Regions from separate parts of the Homo sapiens genome. Here regions 2 and 3 are each linked to region 1. The links are chromatin loops, found by intact Hi-C in ENCODE. Cell type or tissue: CD14-positive monocyte. All regions are shown on one strand.

Region 1 (2,500 bases):
TGGGATTACAGGAGTGAGCCACTGCGCCTGGCTTTGCCATTACTTTCAATGGTATAACTTCACTCACAGAACCGTTGTGAGGATATCAGTGAATAAATGTAAAGCCCTTAGCATAGTGCATGGCGTATAATAAGTGCTCGGTAATGTTTATTATTAATTATTATTATTACATTGAGTTCCAGGTCATCTCCCCTACTAGACCTCAAGCTCCCTGAGAGTAGGAGCTGGGCTGGTTTATCTTCACCTCTCTCATGCCAGTCAAGTTCATGTAACAGAGTTTGGTGATAGTAGTTGCTCAACAGACGTTTGTCAATGAATGAATGGGGACTGCTAGGTTGGGAAAGGGAAGGATGTGTATAATGAGCATCCACACTCCTTGGGCCTCTGCCTTGTGCTGGTCAGTGCTGGGAGCCCCTCAGTGATGGAGATAGCAATTGTGCTTATAGGGCTCATAGTTCAGCGGGACAGACCCATCCCCAGGCAGTGATGGCCCAGACTGGGCGGGGCTGGGGTAGGTGAGCTCACAGGAGAGATCTGACCCAGCTTGGAGGTCAAGGAGGGCTTCCTGGAGGAGGAGGTGTATGAGTTGAGACTTGGAGGGTGAATGGGGTGGGCAGGAAGAGTGGAGCTGTGTGCCTGGGGGTGTGCAAGGGCCTGGAAGTGAGATGGAACACAGTGTGTGGGGAAACAGAAAGAAGTTAAATCTGGGGGACTGTAGACCAGGGGTGAAGGTGAGAGGGCGGTGGGTGCTGAGAGATGAGACTGAGCGTCCCCTGGACTTTGCAGGCGTTGGAGGCAGTGGTGAGGAGCTTGGACTCTAAGGCACTGGGGAGCCATGGATGGTTTTGAGCAGGAAGGGGCTAGGTTGAGTTTGGGCTTTAGAAAGATCCCTTGGGCTGCTCTGTGGTAGGAGAATGGGAGTGGGGAGGAGTCCAGGCGGGAGGCTGGGGCAGGGAGGGGAGAGAAGCTGCCTGGCCCAGGGCTGGGCTGCAGGTACTGGGGAAGGCCAAGTTCAAGAGGCCTGGAGGGCAGGGCCTGGTGCCTGCCGTGAGAGTGGGGAGGGAGGTGTCCAGGTTTGGGGTTGGAGAGCTGGATAGACTCTCTGGGTTCCCAGAGGGGTAAAGAAAGGGGCAGAGACGGGGTGGGCGCATGGGGGGGCTCAAGGTAGCTGCAGCGCTTGTGCATGATCTGTGTGGTGCTCTGCTGCCCCCTGCTGGCTCAGGGCTGACCCTCTCTTGCAGCAAGTCTGGCAATAGTGACGACCCAATAAGCACAAACCCCAAACAGTGAAAGAAGGTGACATTTCTGGAGTGACAATGAATCAGGTGCTACAAGATGCACTTATGTTCACTGTCCCCACTCACACACCCCGACCCCGGTCTCCAGCTATCCCCTCCTGCCGACTCAGTACTGACCTCTCAAACCCGCCTGCTTTCTCTCCCCACTCCCTCGCTCCCTCTTTTCCTCCCCGCTTGCTTTCTCTCTTTCTTTTTTTTCTCTTTCTTTTCTTTCTCCACCTCTTCCCCCCCACACTCCTCCTCCCTCCCCCACCCCATTTCTCTCTTTCTTTTAAAAAATATTTTGCGAATCTGGCAGCCTCTGAACCAGAATAGGTTCAGAAAGGCTCCACCCTTTCTTCTTTTTTAAACGGTTTTGCGGTGTAATTCACATACCACACAATTCATCCATGTAAAGTATACAATGCGGGCTGAGTGCCATGGCTCACACCTGTAATCCCAGCACTTTGGGAGGCCAAGGCAGGCAGATCACTTGAGGTCAGGAGTTCGAGACCAGCCTGGACAATACAGTGAAACCCCGTCTCTGCCAAATACAAAAATTAGCCGGGCGTGGTGGTGCACGCCTGTAATCCTAGCTACTCAGGAGTCTGAGGAAGGAGGATCACTTGAGCCCAGGAGGTTGAGGCTGCAATGAGCCCAGATCGTAACCACTGCACTCCAGCCTGGGCGAGAGAGCAAGACCCCGTCTCTTAAAATGAAAACAAAACCAAAATAAAGTGTACAATTCAATAGCTTTTAGTAAATTCACAGAGTTGTGCAGCCATCGTTACAATCAATTTGAGAACATGGCTAGATGCCGTGGCTCATGCCTGTAATCCCAGCATTTTGGGAGGCTGAGGTGGGCGGATTGCCTGAGCTCAGGAGTTCGAGACCAGCCTGGCCAACATGGTGAAACCCTGTCTCTACTAAAAATACAAAAATTAGCCAGGTGTGGTGGCATACACCTGTGATGTCAGCTACTCGGGAGGCTGAGGCAGGAGAATCGCTTGAACCCGGGAGGCGGAGGTTGCAGTGAGCCGAGATCATGCCAGCCTGGGTGAAAGAGCAAGACTCCATCTCAAAAAACAAAACAAAACAAAAGAAAACAAACAAACAAAACATTGAGAACATCCTATCACCCCTAAGAGAAAGCTTGTATCCATGAGCAGTCACTTCCCCATTCCGCCCTTCCTCCCAACCCAACAACTACTACATCCACTTTC
Region 2 (2,500 bases), 50 kb before region 1:
GTATTTAAGAGATATATATGTATGTAAGAGACAGGGTCTCACTCTGTTGCCCAGGCTGAGGCTGAGGTGCAGTGGTGCGATCATAGCTCATTGCAGTCTTAGCCTCCTGGGCTCAAGCGATTCTCCCACCTCAGCCTCCTGAGTAGCTAGGACCACAGGCGTGATCCTCCCACCTCGGCCTCCTGAGTAGCTGGGACTATAAGTGTGTGTCATCATGCCTGGCTAATTTCTTTTTCTTTTTGTTTTTTGAGACGGAGTTTCGCTCTTGTTGCCCAGGCTGGAGTGCAATGGCGGGATCTCAGCTCACCGCAACCTCTGCTTCCTGGGTTCAAGCGATTCTCCTGCCTCAGCCTCCCGAGTAGCTGGGATTACAGGCATGTGCCACCACGCCTGGCTAATTTTGTATTTTTAGTAGAGACGGGGTTTCTCGATGTTGGTCAGGCTGGTCTCAAACTCCTGACCTCAGGTGATCTGCCAGCCTCAGCCTCCCAAAGTGCTGGGATTACAGGCGTGAGCCACCGCACCAAGCCATGCCTGGCTAATTTCGAAAATTTCTGCAGAAATGGGATTTTGCTACGTTTCCCAGGCTGGTCCATAAATCTTTCGCATGCCCAATTCCGTATAATCATCTGTCTTCTGGGGGAGCTGAGCTGTGATGATGGCACTGGAGTCAGACAACCTGACTGAGTATTGGCTCTGCTACATACTCATCTATCTCTTTGGGCCTCAGTTTCCCTGTCTGAGTTACAGAATAATGACAATGAGAATAATAACACCATGGCCGAGAAGAGCTAGTGAGTCAGCAATATAGCCCTTGGCAGGATTGCCTGGCAGAAAATGAGGACTGTATACGTACATCATCCTCATCCTCATTCCTAAGGAGCTGGGGCTCTGGAGTCAGACCCACTTGGTCTGTTCCCCACTCTGCCAGTTTCTGGCTGTGTGGTCTCTGGCAAGAGTGCCATGCCCTCTAAGCTTTGTTTGTAAAGTGGGGACAGACTCCTCCCTCTCAGGGTAGGGCACTGGCGAGGTCAAGCATGGAAAGTCCCCGCGGAGCCTGGGATGCTGTGGACATGCAATAACCAGGTGATGTCATGGGGGCTGGGGTGATAGGTGAGCCATGATCAGCAGGGCAGGCATGTCTGGCCCCCCCAGTGAGGCCCTGGGTTTGGGCTGACGGAGAAAGGGAAGTCCCAGGGCTGGGGAACCGTGGTGTCCTCCTGCAGAAGTTCCCTGATTCTAGGATTCACCAGGGAGGTGGGGAGGGGAAGCCCCCTGCCCTGCTCATTCGGGCAGCCAGAGGGCAGGGAGAAGGTACGGGAAGGAAGGCACTGACATGGTGGGGGAGTGCCTCCCTCATTGGACTAGAGCTTCCCAAGGATGGGAGGAAGACCTCTGCCATCAGACTTGGAGGCCCCCAAGGTGGGGACATGTTTCCCATCAGTGTAAGAGTTCCTTGAGGGTTTGAATTGCATTCTTCCTCCTCCATCAGATCAGAATCTCCCTGAGAATGAAAGTGTGACTTCTTCACAGATTAGATATCTCTAAAAGTGGATTTTGCTTCTCCCATCGGTTCCGTGAAGATGCATGGGGCATCTGGGTTCAGGACTAGATCTAAAAGGAAAAAAAAATGGGGTGGGGCAGCATGACTCCCTCCTCTGTCTAGATTCTCAATTGAGGGGAGCAATTTTGCCCCTCCTCCCCAGAAGACATTTGGATGAATGTCAGACTAGACTAGAGCTTCCTGAAGATAACAGGCATGCCTCCACCCTCATAGGAAACCTCCCTGTGGGTGGGTTTGGGTCCTGCCTCCTCCATCAGACTAGAGCTCACTACGCTGTAAATCTTGAATCCTTCTTGGGACTAGGAGTGCTGTCCGAGTAAAATTAAGTTTTGTCCATCAAATTAGACTAGGAAATATAAATTTCCCCAGGAGGGAGCTGGTATGTGCCTCCTCCATCAGATTAGTGGTTCCTTCTTGACTTGAGTTGGGGGAAATCATGCCACCCCTATCAGCCTAGCCACTCCCTAAGTAGGAGCCCTCCCATTGAATTAGAAGCCCCTCTTCTCAAGCCCACCCTGGCAGGGTGGAGCATGGTGCCTATCCAGGAGGGACAGTCCCTTTCCTGAAACTCCAGCCTTTTCCCTGGAAGTCGGTGCCTCCCCTACTCAAGGCCACAACCTGCCCTGTGGCCACCAGCATTTAAAAATACAGATGCAAAAGTCCCTCAGGCTCCTGGGAAAGCCGAGGTCACACTGGGCCCTTCCTCATTTGAGCCGGGACATGGCACACTCACCTCCCTTGTTTCCAACCGTCATCCCAGTGTCCCAGTCGGGGCCACCCATACCCTCCAACACATTCCCAGGATACTGAGGATGGGGCAGGGCTGTCTCTACTGCCTCATCCCTGTGGAGTCAGGTGGTTGCAAGTCAGGAGCAAATCCCAACACGGCAGCCTCTCAGCCAAGCAATCCTGGGCAGGCTCAATTTCCACATCCAA
Region 3 (2,500 bases), 64 kb before region 1:
GTAGGGGGGGCGCATAATCCCGAGTCCTCCCGCCTGGGGGACCCTCTGGAACTCCACCCCGCAGAGCTCAGGCTCCAGCTGGCTGCAAGTCCTCCTTATCCCGGCATCCACCCCCAACATCTCTTGGGAGCCAGAAATAGCCCTAACTCTTCTTTAAGAATAAGGACTTCCCCCGTCCTTCAGAGCTCCAGGATCCCAAACTACCTTGCCAGTCCTTGTCCCCTCAGAGACCCAGAAATACAGCGCCTCAAACCCTGGCCCTTTGGGAACACAGACTTTCAGGCCCCTTGGCGTGACCAGTTTCACCAGCCCAACGTCCTGCTGCCGCTGTCGTGAAATTCTTAAGTTTTGAACAAGGGACTCTGCAAATTTCTGTATCTGGTCCTGCCCGTAAAGCCCCTCTGAGTGCCAGGTCCCCAAGCTGCCAAGCTGCTCCTCATCCCCTCGGAGATTAAGGAATACAGTTCCCCAACTTCTGCCTTCTGAGAATCAGAACATCACCCCCCCCCCCCGCCCCCGCCTTCCTGCCCCCTCCCCAGGTTTCTGGCTGCCCAGTCCCTAACCTCTTGGGGGTCCAAATGCCCCAAGGCTCGTACCCGCCTGTGAGGAGATGGAAGCCCAGCCTCCCAACCTTTTGGCTTCTGCGGGGACCCAGACTTAGCGTCCCCCGCCCTCCTCGCCCCCACTGCCCTCCCCCGCGGGTGTGAAGAGGAGCCGGTGGCGCAGGCTGGGGCCGGGCCGCTGCCCGTTCCGGTAAAGTCTCAGCCCCAGCGGAAGGGGTTAAGGTTGGAGGAAGCGCCAGGAGGGGGGAGGCTGCGAGTGAGTGACGGGTGCTGACGTGGGGGAGGCAGAGCAGCTGGGTTGCGGTCAAGTTCTGCGGGAAGGGATTTCCCCCAGCAGGCAGCTGAGGCAGAAGTGTTTGCCTTGGGGGAGAGTCGGAGAGGGAGGGTGTGGGGAGGGCCTGGGGCTGGAGACTGGTGGGCCGGGTGGCCTCTGGCAAGCACCCTGCTTTTCAACAGCATGGACAGCTCACCACTGGGGGCAGAGACTGTCTGATTAAGCCCATTTCATAGATGACCCCCCAGAGGTACCCAGAAGGGGAGGGAACTAGGTTTTATTAGCTCTTTATAATCTAGGCCACTTTCTCCTGCTAGGGCTCTGGAGATGGCCTGCAACCACCCTGGGAGCTCTGCTCAAACATTACCCATTTCCATGCATTGAGCACTTACTGTTTGCCCAGCCCTGTTCTGTGCACTGTATTAATACATGTGTACAAGATCTCACTGAATCCTAATTGTGATAGGTGCTATTATGAGACCCAGTTTCCAAATAGGGAAACTGAGACTCAGGGACATGAAATCACTCAGTGGGCCAGTGGCGGAGCAGCCCTCTGCTACTTCTCTGCAGAAACAGGCCTGTTCATCTCTACCTGTGGTTTCCAGGCCCCAAACTAATTCTCACAGAAGTGCTTTGTATAAATCATGTCATTTCTTCCTCCCAGAGACCCTCACACGCGATGGTTCCTGTTTTTACAGAGAGGGAAACTGAGGCACAGAGGGAGTAGAACGTGGCCACGCTGAGATTCCAACCCAGGTCAATAGAATAATAAGAATCATGATGATCAATTGCAGTGAGTGCTTACTATGTGCTAGGCACAGACCAAACCCTCCCGTGCAGGACTTCTCAGCAGCCTCACAAACATGTTCTTCAGACTGCAGGTGATAAACCATGGGGGTTGTGAAATCAATTTAGGGGATCTTCAAATTAATGTAGTGGGCTGTGACCATGAAACAATGAAGTCGACTAGAATAGAAAATGGCAAAGTAAAGCTGTAAGCTGGGCTCGGTGGCTCACATCTGTAATCTCAGCACTTTGGGAGGCTGAGGTGGGAGGATCACTTAAGCCCAGGAGTTTGAGACCAGTCTGGGCAACATAGCAAGACTGCTGTGTTTCTACAAAAAAAAAATACAAAAATTAGCCAGGTGTGGGGGTAGCGTCTGTGGTCCCAGCTACTCAGGAGGCTGAGGTGGGAGGATCATTTGAGCCCAAGAGATCAAGGCTGCAGTGAGCTATGATTGCACCACTGCACTCCAGCCTGGGTGACAGATCGAGACCCTGTCTCAGAAAAAAAAAAAAGAAAAAGAAAAAAAGAAAAAAAGAAAATGTCACAGTAGAACCCACATAGTAAGGGCGAGTATTGTTTCATTTTGTGCAATTTTAATTTCAAGTTTGTGTGTGTGTGTGTGTGTGTGTGTGTGTGTGCTGGGTTTGAGATAAAATAATAGTAATATTAACAAACACTTACTCAACATTTATGCCAGGTCCAGTGATAGTTTTACATGTATAATTCATATAGTAAGTTAATCAATGAACTGTCTTTCTTGTTTTTAGGTTGTGACAAAATATCTAAAGACCACCGTTCCAAAAATAGTGTTCTAGGGGTGGGCTTGGGGCTCATGCCTGTAATCCCAGCACTTTGGGAGGCCAAGGCGAGTGGATC

Evidence for each region. Hi-C counts contacts between places; a loop is a spot of excess contacts. Peaks named below come from ENCODE experiments on the same cell type or tissue, not always from the same donor. Only the 100,000 strongest peaks of a DNase experiment are listed, where the experiment ranks them.
Region 2: a loop joins it to region 1, with 4 times the contacts of the local background. A loop is called at or near these places in 40 of 110 quality-filtered maps.
Region 3: it touches region 1 in a loop (4-fold over the local background); 13 of 110 quality-filtered maps call a loop at or near these places.

Annotation. Positions count from the first base shown.
Region 1 is chr19:44,688,062-44,690,561 of GRCh38, reverse strand. It overlaps LOC107985306 (a long non-coding RNA gene), which reads right to left. Exons shown (of 3, transcript XR_007067268.1): 3 at 2,018-2,330. Among named protein-coding and RNA genes, the nearest start is that of CEACAM16, 9.8 kb to the left of the region's middle. RefSeq lists enhancers at 354-853, 854-1,355. In CD14-positive monocyte, CTCF peaks have their summits at 1,009 and 1,209 (motif pointing left); DNase peaks (open chromatin) are centred at 1,221 and 2,471; H3K27ac peaks cover 356 bases.
Region 2 is chr19:44,737,640-44,740,139 of GRCh38, reverse strand. No RefSeq gene overlaps it. Among named protein-coding and RNA genes, the nearest start is that of BCL3, 9.8 kb to the left of the region's middle. In CD14-positive monocyte, no CTCF peak of the experiment used is centred here; DNase peaks (open chromatin) are centred at 1,139 and 2,259; H3K4me3 peaks cover 873 bases; H3K27ac peaks cover 2,180 bases.
Region 3 is chr19:44,751,841-44,754,340 of GRCh38, reverse strand. The region is part of intron 2 of BCL3 (BCL3 transcription coactivator); the gene reads right to left. Among named protein-coding and RNA genes, the nearest start is that of BCL3, 4.4 kb to the right of the region's middle. RefSeq lists silencers at 348-427, 508-717 and an enhancer at 838-907. In CD14-positive monocyte, a CTCF peak has its summit at 1,166; DNase peaks (open chromatin) are centred at 310 and 840; H3K4me3 peaks cover 2,500 bases; H3K27ac peaks cover 1,828 bases.